4 separate regions of the Mus musculus genome follow, and regions 2, 3 and 4 are each linked to region 1. The links are chromatin loops, found by intact Hi-C in ENCODE. Cell type or tissue: left cerebral cortex. All regions are shown on one strand.

The links. A loop is a pair of places that touch in the nucleus more often than their neighbours do. Peaks named below come from ENCODE experiments on the same cell type or tissue, not always from the same donor. Only the 100,000 strongest peaks of a DNase experiment are listed, where the experiment ranks them.
Region 2: it touches region 1 in a loop (2.9-fold over the local background); 4 of 42 quality-filtered maps call a loop at or near these places.
Region 3: a loop joins it to region 1, with 4 times the contacts of the local background. A loop is called at or near these places in 10 of 42 quality-filtered maps.
Region 4: it touches region 1 in a loop (8-fold over the local background); 19 of 42 quality-filtered maps call a loop at or near these places.

The regions. Positions count from the first base shown.
Region 1 is chr4:103,345,128-103,347,627 of GRCm38, forward strand. All of the region lies in intron 7 of Oma1 (OMA1 zinc metallopeptidase), which reads left to right. Among named protein-coding and RNA genes, the nearest start is that of Oma1, 33 kb to the left of the region's middle. In left cerebral cortex, a CTCF peak has its summit at 1,199; a DNase peak (open chromatin) is centred at 1,174; H3K27ac peaks cover 514 bases.
Region 2 is chr4:103,163,755-103,166,254 of GRCm38, forward strand. It overlaps Mier1 (MEIR1 treanscription regulator), which reads left to right. Exons shown (of 13, transcript NM_001039081.2): 13 at 1-2,000. Among named protein-coding and RNA genes, the nearest start is that of Mier1, 46 kb to the left of the region's middle. In left cerebral cortex, no CTCF peak of the experiment used is centred here; no DNase peak of the experiment used is centred here.
Region 3 is chr4:103,145,315-103,147,814 of GRCm38, forward strand. All of the region lies in intron 7 of Mier1 (MEIR1 treanscription regulator), which reads left to right. Among named protein-coding and RNA genes, the nearest start is that of Mier1, 27 kb to the left of the region's middle. In left cerebral cortex, a CTCF peak has its summit at 1,234 (motif pointing left); a DNase peak (open chromatin) is centred at 1,227; H3K27ac peaks cover 271 bases.
Region 4 is chr4:102,985,590-102,988,089 of GRCm38, forward strand. It overlaps Tctex1d1 (Tctex1 domain containing 1), which reads left to right and starts at 790. Exons shown (of 5, transcript NM_001163767.1): 1 at 790-997. All of the region lies in intron 1 of Gm12709 (predicted gene 12709), which reads right to left. In left cerebral cortex, a CTCF peak has its summit at 1,514 (motif pointing right); a DNase peak (open chromatin) is centred at 1,534.

The DNA.
Region 1 (2,500 bases):
CTTACATGCGACCACAGACCACAGGCAGGCAGGTTACTTACCCTCTCTGTGTCCTGTCTGAAAAGAGGATGATGATGCTCCTGCTTGCAGTGTTCCCTTTGGTGTCGTGGGCTTGATTCCTGTTTGCGATGGGTACCCCGTACCCTGCATCTTTTGGATGTTTACTGATCAGATGCTTGTGTGTATGTGTGGATTCAGGTGTCTCATGCTGTGAGACAAGAAACTCTCTAGCGTTGAGCTAACTCCCCAACCCTGGCCTGCAGTTCCCATCAGAGTGCCAAATTATGCTAAGATTTGTCTATAGTTATGATTTGTAGCTTAGCTTCCTTTGTTACCCACCTGTGAGAGAGCAAATGTGCTGACCCAGGGACAGACACCCACACCTTACATAGTCGGCCTGACTGCTCTAAGTTGTCATTACAATTCTGCATGGAACTTGTGAGTGTGGTTAAGGGGACCTTTCTGTGAGGTAGATCTGTTGCTCACAGATCTGAGGCCAAGGAGCAAACAGAATATAGAAAATTCCATAAGTAACATGTAAGCATTTCTTCAAACAGGCTCTGTCTCCTTAAGATACTTTGTGCCTCGGCTCTGCTGTTGCTGTGAAGATGTCAGTTTTATATGCTTACGTTTTTATTTGGGAGAGCTGTGAGTTATCATTATGAAAATGATCAGAATGCTTAATTTAGAATTAGTGATTAACTTGTAAGTCTACTGTGGACTGAGCATAGAATAAACAGTTCAAATCAGCTGGGCAAAGGATATTTGACTGTTTGATTTTTTTGATATGTATATTCATTTGTCATTGTGAGGAAATTTTGACACTTGGCAGTCATTTGTAGAAATGACTGTATTTTTTAATTTCACAAGCAACCAAACCATCTATATTCATTTCTGAGTATCCGTACTGAAATCTAAAAAGAGAAAGCTAATTTTCTTTTAATGCTTCTAAATTGGGGGCAGGCTCCTTGGAGGGCATTATGTGTGATTGCTTTTGATTATTACGGAGACTGGGGAGGCGTGGATGTGTTATTTGTTTAGTGGGTGGGAGGTAAGGATGATAAATACACAAGAGTGGTTTGAGAGCCCTCCCTGGGAGAGATTGTCCAGCCCCAGAATTGCTAAGGATCCTTCTGGAAGCATTACTGTTTTCTGCTAGTGACCTGAGATAACTGTGCTCATAGCACCATCTAGTGAGTAAAGTGGGTAATAGCAGAATCCCCTTTATCACAGAAATAAGAACCCAAAAGTTTAAGACTCCTGTATGCTCACAGTCAGCTATTGGATGGATCACAGGGCCCCCAATGGAAGAGCTAGAGAAAATACCCAAGGAGCTAAAGGGATCTGCAACCCTATAGGTAGAACAACAATATGAACTAACCAGTACCCCAGAGCTCGTGTTTCTAGCTGCATATGTAGCAGAAGATGGCCTAGTCGGCTATCATTGGGAAGAGAGGCCCCTTGGTCTTACAAACTTTATATGCCTAAGTACAGGGGAACGCCAGGGCCAAAAAGTGGGAGTGGGTGGGTAGGGGAGTGGGGGGGAGGGCATGGGGGACTTTTGGTATAACATTGGAAATGAAAATGAGGAAAATACCTAATAAAATATTTTTAAAAAAGGAAAAAAAATCCAATTGAGTTCCTCTACTCACATTCACAGATGAGGAAGGTGACAAAAAACCAAAAACAAAACAAACAAACAAACAAACAAACAAAAACAGTAGGTTATAGAACCATAAGTGTTGGGCCCAGGGAGGAAAACTGGAGCTAACTTAACTCAACTTCTCCTTTTACAGGCAGGGAAACTAGAGTCCAAAGTGGTGATGTGATTTACCTAATAGCATACTTCGTTAGTAGCAAGACTCCTGACCCTTGTCTTCCAGGTTAGTGCTGAGTCTTCATCACAGCGAACGCCTTTTTGTTGTACTTGGATGAGTGCCTAGGTTCTTAGATTACTCATTTAAGAATGAATCAACAGCAAACAAAGAAAAGTCTTGTTCCAGAGACATGTTATATAGTAACTTCCACAACACACACGCTGTGCCCAAGTTTTGTTTTGAATCTATTCTCCCCAGAAAATGAGGATTAACTTGATTATTCGTTGTTGGATTTGCATTGAGCACTGAGTCTTATGACTCAATAAGACTACAAGAGACAGAAAAGAAGTGTGTGTAAAATTCATCCAGAACTTTACCATCGGTACTGACCGGTGAACCGGCACAGTGGCAGGCAGACGATACAGAAGATGTAGGCAAGGACTTGCAGTTACCGAACCATGAAATAACAACCCATTTCTCCTCTGTGCTGGCACACACTAGGTGTTACTGATAAGTAACAATTTCTATTGACAAATCCTGAGAATGACTCAGCTACAAGTAAGTTTTTATATCACGTTTGATCAGAGAAGAGCAGTTTTAAATTATTGACTGGAAAAACTTGTAAAGGACAAGTGACTTACAGAAGAAGAGTGACTGTAGACAGGAGATACACTGGGACAGGC
Region 2 (2,500 bases), 180 kb before region 1:
CTGAATAGAATCCTGTTCAGTTGCTCTCATGTGCCCTATAAGATTTCTCATCGTTTCCATTAAGTCAACAGAAGGGGAAGACCAGGTGATGTTGCAATATTGCCACATCCAAGGAGTAACTGTTGACAGGTAGCAATATTCATTTTTATGAGAAAATAATGGTTTTAAGAATTTTCAGATTTTTCCAGTTGTAATCCAGTTTGTCAGATTTGATAGTTTTTCCAAAATGAAACACATACAAAATAATCATTGTTCTGTGTGATTTTTAAAAAGGGTTATCTGCACTAGCCTTGTATGGATGGGTGCCATTTTATTTTTAGTGCAAAATTCTTCTTAAAAAATGTAGTTTTTTACAGCTGATAGACCAATCTATCTCCAGACTGTTTTTTAGCGAATGATTATTAGCTATGTTTTCTCACACAGGCACATCCCCAAATGCTGCTTTCAGTTTGATCTCAGCCATCAGTTCAAGAGCCAATGCTCTCAAAGGCAGATCTGTGCTCCTTTCACAGGCTCAGTTGTCTGATGCAGGTTGGGTAAAGGTTCGCACTGAGAATGATCGCCCAGGCCTCTCCCTCAGAGTATTCTTAGATTTGTCCAGACTGCTTCCTTTCCCTCGACCAGTATTGGAAGGCACTTTGACAGTACATCACATAATATGCATTTATTGTTTTTGCAGAAATATCCCAGTAAGTCAGTTTCAGATGGAAGTGCTAAGAAGCATGAGAGGATTTTGTTTGTTTGTTTGTTTTATTGAAAACCATTAATTTATCCAGAATGGCAGTAGGTCAAGTAGCTTTAGCAGATGGATCATAGCCTCTGTTTCCCTGCCCACCCCCACCCATTTCTATTATCTCTCTTTTTTCTGTGTTTTTTTTTTTTTTTTTTAAAAACAACAAAAACAAAACAGAGTCTCACTGTGTAGCCCAGGCTGGCCTGGAACTTAACAATCCTTCTACCTCAGCCCTCTAATGCTGAGATTGAAGGTGTTTCCCACCACACCCAGCAACAATCTATTCTCTAAAGCAGGTTTTATTAAATGAGTTCAAACCATTCTAACTCTTTGTCACAGATGGTCTCTAGGAATGTTTTTTTAAAAAACAGTGATGCTTTTTAATCATTACACTATTGGAGGTGTCAGCCCACCTTTTAAAGGCTACAACTGCTGGGCAAGTTCCTAGAGTTCTTGAAACTGTTGTTACAGGAACTTTTTAAGGAATTTCTCAGGCATGTTGGGAAATGTGCCAGGTGTATATGTGTTCATATATCTTACTTTTCTTTTTAAAGTATGCATAATGAAACATTTCTCTAATACACGATGCTCAGCTTTTCCAAACTACATTGTTCTGTGTTTGTACAGGTATTTCACCCTTTGTTCAAAACTGCAGCCACTGAAACTTAAGTCATTGCACTTTTAAACAACTTGGCAATATCATGAGTAATTTGTTAAAGGTTTAGTATATTTCATAACTCTTGAGCACTTAAGTAATTGAGATGAGAAAATAAGCCTTCAGGAGTAGGGATGTAGCTCAGTAGTTTGACTGTTTTGCCCAACGTGCATATGAAGCCTGGGTTCCATGCCCAGTACCACATAAACTGGGTGTGGTGGCACATGCCTGTCATCCTAAGCACTTGGGAGGTGGAGGCAGGAGGATCAGAAGTTCAAGGCCGTCCTCACCTACATAGTGAGTTGGAGGCAAGCCTGAGATACCTGAGATGCTGCCTCAAACAGAAATGTCTCTGTTGGTAGTTAGCATTGTCATTTTCCTTTGAAACACAATGTTTATGATGTATTCTCAGTAAGGTTCAGAATCTGTAACTCAGCTCAACGCGGATCTGTTGAGCTTTAAAATGTATTTGAAGTAATTTAAGTAGGCATTCAAAATTATAAATTAGATGTTTTTAAATTTCTGCATAATAATTTGCACTGTAAAATATGTCCTTCCTCCCATTTCCTTCTGCCATTCTGATATGCTCATTAAAATATTTTTGTAAACATACTTGTGTGGTGTCTAGTTATTTCACTGTTTTAATTTCAGTGTTTAAACTCTGTGCTGCTCGGAACACACAGTGAAGGTTGTACTATCCCTGTGCCTCCATGCCCACGAACAGTGCAATCAACGGTTTTTCTGTGGTCTTGGTTTTAGTTACCTGACATTGGATTGTTTTCTGTCTGTCTTTTTTAATATGGGGGGAGGTGTTGGAGTTTGTGTTTTGTTGGTTTGGTCTCTTATGTAGTTCTGAGTGAACTGGAGCTTACTACATAGACTCAAGAGATCTGTCTCCCAAATGCTGGGATGTTACACCTAGACATGCAGCCCAAACTGCCTTTGAGCTTGTTTCAAGTGATAGAATTAAAGTATATACCACCATGTTGGGGCCGGCCAGTGGCTCACATGTCCGGGTTCGAGCTGGAAGGCATCTTGGAATCTGGAAGAAAAGAGGGAGCCTGGGCAGGTTGAGAAATAATGGAACCAAGACAACTAGTCTGCTCAAGGTT
Region 3 (2,500 bases), 200 kb before region 1:
ATTGCCCTGACATTGTCAAGAGGCAGCTGGTGGTCAGCACCTTCTGCCTTAACTTGAAGTTTCACAAGTTCACATTTTGAGGAGAGGGCAAATAATGTGAGTAGAAGGTATTGTATGAAGAAAGTTTAATAACTGAAAAAGAAATTCTGGCTTTAAAAAAATAAAAGATTTAATTCTTTGTAGTGTATCCTGAAAACATAAAGCAAATACCACTATTCCACATTACACTGTTAAAACTGAAGTTGGTGAAAGACATTGTTGATTAGTGCACTCCTGTTTGTTGTAAACCCTTGAGTGCTGAGACACAGCTTGATCTGTTATCTAGGCTAACCTAGAACTTGCTATTTTCCTGCTTGAAGCTCCCAAGTAGTTGAGATTACAGGTGTGTGTGCCACCATGCCTGGTTCTGATTTCCTTGCAGAAGTCCTTTATAGAGATGAAAGACCCCACCACCACCACGATGACTCCAGAAAGATGGCAGAATGTATGTCTGTCCTTGGATTTGTCTTTATTGGTCTCTTTCCCACTGGATATCACTCCTTAGAACTTACTGATACACACTCAGTAGGCATCTTCCTATGAAACCTGTATTTATTTTGGTTACAAAAATATCCTTGATTATACCTTCATTAACATTTATTTACATTTTTTATGTGAATTATGCTTGACAAAGTACACCTCTCTTGCTCTCTGTGGGAGTTGACTATAAGACTGCCTCTTCCTTGGCCCATGGACACCAAAACATATGTGACTCTCTTATGTGACTTGCTATGGAATTTGAATAGAGCCTATGGACATCCTCTCTCTTATGTTTAACTCATCTCTTGGTTATTATATAATGTAAATGCTCTATGAATCAGATTGCTTCTTAAGGAATAATAACAAAAGACAATTTTGTGGTCAGTGCAGACACAAACTTTTTTCTTTTAAATTTTCATCCTGTTGTTAATTAAGTACACAGATATAGAACCTGTTAAGTACTGTGGGTTCATTTTACTATCTGTTTATCACGCGATTCTTCATGTCCAGTGTATGATGTTTGTCACGTAGACTACATTTGTGTGCATATTGCCTATGCAGTGTGGATTTAGAGAGGCTCCAGTTGCTCGCAGCTCATGTTTATTAGTGACTCTATTGTAATTGTCTAAAGTGCATTGTGTTATTCTGAAATAATCAGAGCTCGCTGTTCAGCCAGCCTCACAGGAAGGAGGCTGACTTGTCATGTGGCGCCACCTGGTGACGGCCCTCTTCCCAGTTTAAGGATTTACAGAATATTGTCAGTGATTCCAAAAATATCTTCTAGGTTATATAGCTAGGAGAATCCTGGGATTCACACACCTAGCCCTTCACTTACTCTTGAAGACATGAGACAACCTATAAAACATAAAATGAGGACTCAATTCCCTTTGCAGAACAGAAAACAGAAATTTAGTACTCTGTCCAAATTCACTTATCAAGGCAGTCAACATATTTCAGTTTTGGCCTTTATTATGCTTAGCAGTTAGAAAAAGAAGGTAGAACATTTCTTTCCATATTGTCTTTTAAGAAGAGAAGTATAGGGCTGGAGAGATGGCTCAGTGGGTAAGAGTACCCGACTGCTCTTCCAAAGGTCTGGAGTTCAAATCCCAGCAACCACATGGTGGCTCACAACAAGATCTGACTCCCTCTTCTGGTGTGTCTGAAGACAGCTACAGTGTACTTACATGTAATAAATAAATCTTAAAAAAAAAAAAAAGAAGAAGAAGTATATATTGAGAGTACCAGGAATAGGTGGGTTTTTAAAGTACGTGTGAAGATGGAGGAAGAAGGTAGTGTATGTGAAACAATTGATACGTTGCCTATCATAGAAGAATTGCTTAATTAGCTGCTAATGCCTTTTTATAACACAAGGTATTTTGACAGCCATCCTGTGTCTTGTAAAGATTTTTATCAAGTGATTTTTCTGTTGAGATTTAAGTATTTGTTTCTTGTCTTTAAAAACAAAGGTCTTACGAGCTTTGTTGAACTAGATTTCCAATCTGCTATGCTGACACTGTCATATCTCCCTCTCCCATCCAGAATTGTCAGAAAGTTTTGGTTTTATTTCAGTTTCTATTTGCTTTTCCAGTCCCTCCCAGTGCTCGGCTCCGCACATCCTCATGTCCTTGTTAGTAAACCCAGCAGGCTTCTTTCTAACCCAGGTCACTCTAGGATTTAACCAGGCTTGAAAGTCACTCTTGGAAGCACTTGTCTTGCTCTTCTAGTACCACAAGTGTGGCACTGATTCAATTTCAAGCTGTGGCTTCTGGGTTTTACATGTGTCTGTGTCATTTAGCCTCATAAGGCACTGTCTTAGGTCATGTTCTAGTTTTATATTTTTAATTTTGCTGAGATTTAGGCTTTATTCTTGAGGGGGGGCAGTTAAGACAGGATTTCTCTATGAAGATCTGGCTATTCTGAAACTGTAGCCCAGGCTGGCCCTTAATTCATTGATCTACCTGTTTTCCCAATTCTGGGAATC
Region 4 (2,500 bases), 360 kb before region 1:
TGCATGTTAACAATAAAAGGGGAAGCCAGTTTTAAATAGAGTCAGAGGAGATGGCAGTGCCCACAAGGGGAGTCTAAAGGCCAAGCAGAGTAAGAAGAGCTACACAAGCACACTGGAAAACCAGAGATGCGTAACTTAGAGCAAGGTGTCTTCTACACCCGTGCTGATAGCAAAATGCTGGCAGACAGAATAGCAAACATTGCTGAGGGCAGTGAGAATAAAAATAGATCCAGCTGTTTAGTGCACACATCATCTGGACATTAATAATATATAAATAAATAAAATAAAAATAAAACATTAAGTTCTGTAGAGGCAGACAGCTTAATTCCTTTCATATCTCCTAGTATGACATCTCAAAGACAGAACAGCACCTGCGCACAAAACTGTCCTTCATGGACTATTTTGATCAGTGAGTGAGCAGTTATTATTGCATTATGTGAATTCTTAAGTAATTAAGTCTTTTTTGCTCTAAAATAAATTCTGCTTACAAGTCCATTATATAGTAAGTCCGGAGTGACTTGTAAGATGAATTTACAACCTAGGAAAAGTGTTTATTCAAGTGTTTGGTACAAAGCAAGCTTTATTTTAGCTTTCTTATTGAAAAAGTCCATTTGCATCTATTCCAAAAACGAAAGGAAGGGAGAAGAAGGAAGGAAGAACAAGGAGGAGAGTAAGGGTTTCCTCTGCACTGGAAATATGGCAGGGCTGGCCACACCCCTCGTTAATGACGTCACAGTCATGTGACATAGCCAGGCCTCAAACACATCCAGCATCACCTCTCCTGATTGCAGTGTGGCTTTGAAACCATGCCTCCTTCAGGCCCTGCAGGAGATGTCTATCGTCTGGCCTTGACCATCAGTTCCGTTCCTCTCAGATGAACAGTAGCCCACCACGTCAAGAGCTGGCCCTGCGCTTTTACCCACACCTATGATTGTTCTGCCAGTCTCCTGTGCTAGGTTTTACATCTGTCAGTCCAGGGCTTGACTGTTCATGGGAGGTAGGTATATTCTGTGTCCTTCGAAAAACACCCTTACTCTTGGGGAAAAAAAAAAAGCTTCCCACAAGACGATACCTTCTACTGTTTTCTCATTTCTTTAATTTGTGAAGGTTTTCAACTTCTGTTTCCACTATAGCCTTCTAAAAAGATAGGCCAATTGGGATAAGATATCATGAAACTGCATGACTTCCACAAAGACGCACCATTTACTGCTAGGAAATGAGCTGGCATGCTTTAGGTTTTAAACATAATCAGAAGGGGAAAAAAAATCCATAGATAGTCTTAGTCCCCAGTTAAGCAAGTCTCTGTATATTGTATCTTTCTCTATATATCATATTCCAGGAGCATATTTAATTTTAAATGCATCTTTTGTGTGACCATCACTCTGGACTCTGACACATCATAGGCCATAAATTTTTGTTTAAAAGCTTTTTTAAAAATTAAAAAAAAACAAAAACAAAAAAACCCACAGAACCTATAGCCTTCTTTTCTCTGTGCACTGCAATGTCTATCTATCCACTAGAGGGCAGCACATGACTTTAATGACGCGCTTCCCCATCCTTCCTGAAGGCCCTCTTATGGACATGGGTGGCCACCAGTTACAAAGCCCAGGAATTTATGTTTGTTCTCAACAGTAACTCTTATTTCAAGAAACCTGAATACAATTCTGTCCTCAAAAGTAGCTCATGTACTTCCAAGCACAGCCTGGATTTTTACATGAAACTATACATATTTTGATTTTAAAATACCTTTATATAAGATATACTTCTCTTTTCTCTTTTCCCCTACTGTGAATGTGTTTGTTGAATGCTTACACCAGTTTTTAGATCAGATTCTCAGCACATGCCTGATGCCAGTACTTGAGGAACAAAGGTGGGGAGGATCACAGAGAGTTGGAGGCCAGCCTCGTCTACCGAGCAAACCCCAAGCCAGTCAGCACTGCACAGCAAGACACTGTCTCAATTAATTAAGATAAGATTGACTGCAGCATTCTCTAGGCAATGAGACTAGGTGTCGGAAAGGATTAGCTCGGCAGGTTGGATCACAGAACTGGACTTCATCCACTTGTAGTGTTGGGACATGTAGCCAATATGTTTATTGTATTTATGCCTGCAGTTGAAAGCTTAAATGCATTTAATAAGCAGATCACGTGCTTGTCTTTAGCAATACAAATGCCTCGAGCCTCTTTGTGTAAGCCAGTGTTCTGGACTTCATTGATAAGCCCATGCTTTTAAAATATAGGAACTCCTCAATTTCTAAAAACTGTACCAAGGGGCTAGAGGGATAACTCAGTGCAAGAAACACTGGCTGCTCTTTCAAAGAACCAGGGTTTGCTTCCCAGCACCTATAAGGCAGCTCACAGCCCCAAGTGATCTGACACCCTCTTCTGGCCTCTGTGGGCACCAAGAGTTCGCATGACTCACACAGACATACCTGTAGACTAAAGATCCAGCTACCAAAAATAAAAATAACACAGAAAATAAAAGTAAAAGGAAAATATAA